Regions from separate parts of the Homo sapiens genome. Here region 2 is linked to region 1. A link is a contact called in ENCODE Hi-C data. All regions are on one chromosome and are shown on one strand. Each heading gives the region's core, a stretch centred on a gene start or an enhancer-like site at or near the end of the contact. The rest is flanking DNA. Distances are from core to core; before and after follow the strand shown. Region 1 holds the start of VANGL1 (VANGL planar cell polarity protein 1). Region 2 has its middle 58 kb from the start of TENT5C.

The links. Hi-C counts contacts between places; a loop is a spot of excess contacts on that map. Pooled maps may share reads with other maps.
Region 2: a loop to region 1 is called in a map with no recorded cell type, with 8 times the contacts of the local background. The contact joins the enhancer-like site here to the promoter of VANGL1 in region 1. A Hi-C loop is called at or near these places in 5 of 37 single-sample maps with no recorded cell type and 4 of 50 pooled maps.

Annotation. Positions count from the first base shown.
Region 1 is chr1:115,640,074-115,643,991 of GRCh38, reverse strand. It overlaps VANGL1 (VANGL planar cell polarity protein 1), which reads right to left and starts at 2,022. Exons shown (of 8, transcript NM_138959.3): 1 at 1,906-2,022. RefSeq lists an enhancer at 1,407-2,165 and a silencer at 1,301-2,290.
Region 2 is chr1:117,662,436-117,666,006 of GRCh38, reverse strand. No RefSeq gene overlaps it. Among named protein-coding and RNA genes, the nearest start is that of TENT5C, 58 kb to the right of the region's middle. RefSeq lists enhancers at 1,260-1,329, 1,520-1,759. Within about 2 kb of position 1,511, at least 6 of the 41 ENCODE cell types and tissues checked have a DNase peak (open chromatin) inside an H3K27ac peak, as active enhancers do.

The sequences.
Region 1 (3,918 bases), core at 773-3,272:
ATGGATCTAAAATAGTTCTAACTCCCAATGAGCTCACAGCCCCAATGTGGAGACCTCCAATTAAAACACAATGTGACAAGGGCCCATCCCACCAAAATAGCTGATAAGGCCTAGGGTAGCAAGCACAGTGTGTGTATATAAGTGTGTTAAGGGGATGATGAAGGGGAGGATGCCTTCTTCATTCAACACATTTATCCTTCAAACAAAGGGTGACATGGAATTGTTGCTTGGTAAAGAAACTTTAAATTTCCTTTATGGTTTTGTCCTGTTGCTTAATACATAAGACAATAAAAATGTACTGCTTGGCAAGCAGTCCTTACAAATATATCACTCTCAAAATTCTTCTCCCATTTTACTTACAAATTAAGTTGCAAGCAAGCCTCACTGCCAACATTGTTAATAGTGAAATTCCACACTGAGTGTTTTCACTAATTATACTGAGAGACATCAACGTTTGGGAATGTTTAATGCTCATGGATAGGTGAAGCGTGTTATTTCTTTGAACTGGAAAAAGAAACAGTTTCCTCCCACAAATCAAAGCCCCAACTATATCACATTGATTTAATTCAACCCTAAAAACTCTATAATTAGTGGTTACAGAAAATGGCTAATTACCTCTCCCTGTATTCAGACAATTTCTGCCATCTCACTTGCAGAGCCTGGGAGCTGTGTACTCAACCCACCCACTGACGGGAGAATGCTAATTAGCATTGTTGACTGGTGATACAAGTTATAATATTTTTCAGCAGCCCCGTAAAATTTATAAACATGTCAGTGAAAATGCCAGATTCTTTTACAGTTTGTTAGCTTTTGGACTAAGTGTCTAAGAATACATTCATTTCTAACCAAAGCCAGGTCAAGAGTTTTAACAAAATGCATGGGCCATCTACACAATCATCATCATAAGGCGCTCTAACACTTCCTAAGGAGAATCTAAGAGAGCTCACAACACCTTCGCAGCGTGGGCATTAGACCTGGTTTGGAGAAGTGAAAACTGAGCAACAGATTCCTCAGCTCCAAGTCTCATCTGCTCATCACACAGCAGCCAGGCCGCGGCTCCGCCCCACTGCTGCCGCCACCACGGACGCGTTTAAATTTTTATAAAGCTTCACACTTCTCTAGGCGCGATGCTTGGGGCAGTTCAAAGACTGCAGAAGGAAATGAGGTCCTGCCGGTGGCGAAGGCTGCCCCGGCGCGGTGAGATTTCCTCCAGCAGGGACACCTTGGGCAGAGACCCGCCAGGCGCCTCTGCTCCACCCCGGCGTTTTTGAAAGTAAACTCCTACCTGCCTGTTGCGCTCTCCGAGGCGCAACCGGACTCGCCCCCCAGGCCTCCAGGGCCGGCTCAATTTTTTGTGAGCGAGGTGTGCACACAGACCAGCTCTGTCCCGGTTCCTGGCGAAGGGCCAGGCGGCGCCCGGGTCGAGCCCCGCCAGGGGTGGGAACCCCGGTGCGCGCCCGGCTCCCGCCCTGCACGGCTGCTGCAGCCGCCCGGTGCCTCCAACGCTCGGCCACTCCCTGCCGGCCTGCCCGCCGCCCCGGCACGCGCACCGAAGGGGCGCACTCCAAAGGCCAGCCCGGGGAGAAAGGGACGTCCGAGGTGTGAGCAGGGAACCCCGGGACCCCAAGGAGTGGGGTGCGGCGGAGATCGCACGGCAGGGCCAGGAGGGGCGCAACGCATGGGGAGAAGAGTGGAGTCAGAGGAAGCACTACCCGGAGCGCTCCGGAGGAGGGGAGGGAGCCCCCGGCCCGAGGCGGGAGCCGGCCACCCGGGGTCGAAGTCCGGCGGGGCGAATGCGGGAGGAGGGCGCAGGGGCACGCGGGGTCCGAGGTGGGGGCGTCTCCCAGCCAACGGTCTGCCCCGGGGACCGCCGCCGCGCAGCGCTCGGCCTCTCGCGGGACTCACCTCCGCGCCGGCCGCCCGAGCTCCGCGGCCCGCGGTCTCGGCTCACAGCGGCCCCGGCTCTGCGGCCTGCGCTGGGCTCCTGGAGAGGCAGAGCCCCGCCGCCGCCGCCGCTGCACTGCTGCTTTCCGCTTCCTGTCCCGGCGCCGCCCCGCAGCCCGAGCCCAGCCCTGCGAGCCCGGCGCGGCCGCGAGCCAAGAACAGCTAGCGCTGCCGGCCCCGCCGCGGGGCCGGCCCACCTGCAGCGGAGGGCGGGGCTCGGCCGGCGTCCCCCTCACCTCGTCACCGCCCCGACCCCACACACCCGGGACACACACGAAGGCGTGCGCGGTCACACTCTTACACACGGACCAGGGAATGACACCTCCCACACTCATTCACCCTCATACACACACTCACCCTACACAGACGTGCACAGCCCAGTAACCCACTCTCTTCTGGGCAGACACACACACTATAAACACATGGCCCAGGGATTGATCTCCGACACCGCCCCCTCCCTCCCCCACATACTTGGAATCTCAAGCTCACACACACACACACACACACACAATCATGCACAAAATCCGAGCCCATTTGCCCTCACGAGTGCCCCCATCCACATATTCACACGGCTCAGGGACTAACCCCCCAACCCCACTCAACACACACTCATATACACACTTTCCAAGAACTGACCGACAAATATCCATATACACCATATCTCAACCCATATACACACACTTAAACTCACATGTAGCCCTGGAAATGACCCCACAAATAGACACACACACACACACACACACACACACACACACACCCCCTACAAGCCACCACAGCAAGCCTCTCCCCTCCTCCTCCCTTATCAGAGCAGGCACTGCCGCCAGCCTAGTCTCCTAGAAACTGCTAGATGAGCACATCTCTGCAGGCAGGTAGCTGAAGCTTCAGTGCTGATTCCAACCAGGTACTGTTTCCTTTCTGAGCCTTTGTTTACCTGTCTGAAAAGTGGTGAGGATGCTGCTGTCCACCTTGCAGGATTGTGGTGAGGATTACAAAACAGTTGGCAACGATTTTCATGAATATTTGCACTTTTCTTAGTTGTCTTGTGTTGGTAGCATTAGGGTTCCTTACTGATCATCTCCAATCTAGCTGGGACCCAAAGCTGCTTACGTGGCAGGATTTTCCAGTGGAAGCAGTGTATAATGAAGTGCTGAATTTCCTAAGAGTTGTCTACAGGAGTATTGCGGGCATTTGGGGTGGGGAAATGCAGGCCCACCCTGACTAGCCTTAATCAGGGAACCTTGGCTCCAAGAACCCCTCACTCCCTTGATCACCTCTTCCTCATCCCTTCTAGACTCCATTTTCTCTCGCATATGTCACATTTCCTTGAGAAGACACCCATATGTTCAATGTGGCTGATTTTCACCACTCCTAGTCCCCAGGCTCTGCTGCCCCACTCAGTGGCCTAGACCATCTTCCTCCCCCACCCCCAGCCTCCCAGTAGGCTCCAGAGAGCAGATGTTGCTGACTCAGGCAGCCAGGTTCCTATGGGTAAAGCCAATGGTCTATTCACCCAAATCAGCACTCAGGGTCAGAAATGTAGAACATTATAAAAACATGTCTCTCTCATCTCTAAAATGTAGAACTTTCAAAGTTCAAACAGGCCAGGGATTTCCAATTCTAGTCATGTACCTGAATAGCTCCAATTAACACAGAGATCTTCAATGAGTTTTCAGAAAGTAATTCTAATTCACTTAGGTTCTTATGTCTAGCCACCTTACCAGATGATGTTTTGTGGGAAAGAGGGGTAGTTGCAAATAACCTATTTTAAAATAATAAATTCACCTTTAAATGCCATGTAGAGGCCGGGCTTGGTGGCTGAAGCTTGTAATCCCAACACTTTGGGAGGCTGAGATGGGCAGATCACTTGGGGTCATGCGTTCAAGACCAGCCTGGCCAACATGGCGAAACCCCATCTCTACTAAAAATAAAAAAATTAGCCAGGCGTGGTGGCAGGCACCTGTAATCCCAGCTACT
Region 2 (3,571 bases), core at 262-2,761, 2.0 Mb before region 1:
GGTGGCAGAAGTGAAGTTCTGGGCTGCTGAAGCAGCTGGGATGTGTGGGGCAGGGAAAGAAGGAAGAGGGAACTGCACATGGTGTACGTGTTTTAGGGGATGGGGGGAGAAATCTGGATAAGTATTCTTGATCCAGGGTTAAAGTATATATGTACTGGGTGAGACCATTGCTTAGCAAAGATCACCAGTCGCAGAGCTGAGAGCGGACAGTAATTCTAGAGATGATGCAATATTGGAGACTCTAGAGTTCCAGGCAGAGTGGAGAAACCTCACTGAGCACTTCAGGCTTTCAGTGGTGATACAAGAAAGACCACACTTTAAAAGCAGGGAACACATTCTAGGGTTAAGAGGCGTGCCCTAAGACTAAGTTCAAAACAGAAATAGACCTGCCCTAACAAAGAATAAAACCAAGCCTAACAGGACCAAAAAGATGTGCTAGTAGTTTAACTGTCTGCTAGAACAAAGCTCACCACCATTTAAAGGAAGACAAGAAAATCCAGGCTCCCTACAAAGTATCATCCACCAAAGTCTAGCACACGATAAAAAATTACTGAACAGGCCGGGCGCGGTGGCCCACACCTGTCATCTCAGTACTTTGGGAGCCGAGGTGGGCAGATCACAAGGTCAAGAGATCGAGACCATCCTGGCCAACATGGTGAAACCCTGTGTCTACTAAAAATACAAAAATTAGCTGGGCATGGTAGTGCGTGCCTGTAGTCCCAGCTACTCGGGAGGCTGAGGTAGGAGAATCAATTGAACCTGGGAGGTGGAGGTTGCAGTGAGCCAAGATCGTGCCACTGAACTCCAGCCTAGTGACACTGCAAGACTCTGTCTCAAAAAAAAAAAAAAAAAATTACTAGACATGTGAAGAAATAGAAAAATGCCACCCATAGTTAAGATGAAAAGTGGTAAATCGTTTCCAATTAAGATTTTTTTTTAAGGGAAAAAGGCATTAGTTGTATCTTTTAGAAGGAACACTCGGGTATTGAAAGGCCCAAGGACCACTCCAGAAAGACTGACCTAGGAAGAGACATTGAGTTGTTAGAAGAATCTCCTCACAGCTCTATAGGAAGGTGATGAGGATATAGACTAAAGTTCTGCAGATCTGTAAGTTTTGTGGTTATATTAAAATCACAAAATATCATCCTCTATTTGTGTGTGAAAAAAAAATCACAAAATGTCAGGACAAAAAAAAAAATCCCTTAGGTAGCATTCTATCTACCTTCTCTTATTACATCTGAGAGAACTGGGACTCAGAAAGGGTGATTTTTCCTAAGATCCCACAGACATTTAAGGTGCACTGGGATTAGAATCAAAGCCTCATAACTTTCCGTACTCACATGGCCTTCCTGTGACTACCTTGTACTAAAAAATAGTCTCCAAGATGACTAATTATCTGCATGCTTTCAGGGGGAGGTCCCCAACCATAGCTTCTGAGAAAAACATCAAGGTGTCACTTCTTCTTTCTTCAACCACGTAGAATGGGAGGTTTCCTGTAAGCCACCAGATAGTGACAAAACAGTGCAAAAGTCGTCACAAACCAGACGCTTGATGACTACTCACATAAATAGTTGATATTTAAGGCTTCTGACACTGGATTTCTAGAAATGTGTGTGCTTTAAATTCATATTTAAATTTGTTTAGTTGTCGCCCAGAAGCAACATGATGAGGTCATGACTGCGGCTTTGATCCACGGTAGTGCCCAGATAATATAATCAGAGGAAAAAGAAAATACATTCCATGTTGTATTAGTCCTTTCTTGCATTGCTATAAAGGAATAGCCAAGACTGGGTAATTTATAAACAAAAGAGGTTTAATCGGCTCATGGTTCTGCAGGCTGTACAAGAATGGCACCAACATCTGCTAAGCTTCTGGTGAGAACCTCAGGAAGCTTATAATCATAGCAGAAAGTAAAGCAGGAGCAGGCATTTTGCATGGTAAGAAAGGGGACAAGAGAACAAGAGTGGGGAGGTCCCAGACTTTTAAATAACCAGATCTCTTGTGTACTAACTGGGGGAGAAATCACTTATTACCAAGGGGAAGGTGCTAAACCATTCATGAGGGATCCACCCATGATCCAGTCACCTCCCACTAGGCCCCACCTCCAACACTGGGAATAACATTTCAACATGAGACTCAGAGGGAACAAATATTCAAACCATATCATTCCACCTCCAGCCCCCCGCAAATCTCACATCCTTCTCACATTTCAAAACACAATCGTGCCTTTGCAATAGTCGCCCAAAGTTTTAACTTGTTCCAGTATTAACTCACAAGTCTCAAGTCCGAAGTCCAAAGTCTTACCTATGATGATGAGTTCCTTCCACCTACAAGCTGTGAGATCAAAAACAAATGATTTATACTCTCAATATACAGGAGTGGTACAGGTATTAGGTAAACGTTCTCATTCCCAAAGGAAGAGATTGGCCAAAAGAAAGGGGTAATAGGCTCCATGCAAGTCTGAAACCCAGCAGGGAAGGCATTAAATCTTTAAGCTCCAACACAATCCTTGATTCCATATCCTGCATCCTGGTGTGAGAGGTGGGCTCCCAAGGTGTACCCTGCCACTGTGTTTTGCAAGGTACAACCCATGGTGGCTGCTGTCACAGGTTGGAGTTGAGTACTTGCAGCTCTTCCAGGAAGAAGTTACAAGCTGCTGGTGAATCTACCATTCTTGTATCTGGAGGGCAGTGGGCCCCTTCCCACATCTCCATTAGGCAGTGCCCTGGTGGGGAGTCTTTGTGGGAGCTCTAACCCCACATTACTCCTCCACATTGCCCTAGTAGAGTTACTCTGTGGGGCCTCGGCCCGTGTGGTAGGCTTCTGCCTCAACATCTAGGCTTTCTCATACATCATCTGAAATCTAGGGGGAAGCTGCCAAGCCTCCTTCACTCTTGCATTCCAGGCGCCTGCAGATTTAACACCATGTGAAAGCCACCAAGGCTAGCAGTGGCTTGCACGCTTCAAAGTGGCCACCCAAGGAGTGTCTGGGGCACTTTGAGCCAAAGCTGGGGCCAGAGCAGCCAGGATGCAGGAAGCAGGGTCCTGAGGCTGCACAGGGCAATGGGGCCCTGGGTCTGGCCCAGAAACCATTCTTCCCCTCCTAGGCCTCTGAGCCTATGATGGGAGGGCTGCCTCAGAGATTTCTGAAATGCCTTCAGGGCATTTTCCCAATGTCTTGGAAATTAGCACTTTGCTTCCTTTTGGTCATGCTAATATTTCTAGCAAGTGGTTGTTCCACAGCCTGCTTGGATTCCTCTCCTGAAAAGGCTTTTTATTTCTCTGCCACATAGCTAAGCTGCAAATTTTCCAAACTTTTATGCTCTGGTTCCTTTTTAAATATAGGTTCCAACTTTAAGCATTTTGTTGCTCCCGCATCTGATCACAGGTTGTTAGAAGCAGCCAGGCTACTCTCAAATGCTTTGCTGCTTAGAAATTTCTTCTGCAAGACACCCTATATCATATCATCACTCTTAATACCAAATTTCCACAGATCCCTTGGGCATGAATACAATGCAGCCAAGTTCTTTGTCAGGGCATAACATGGGTGACCTTTAATTCAGTTCCCAAC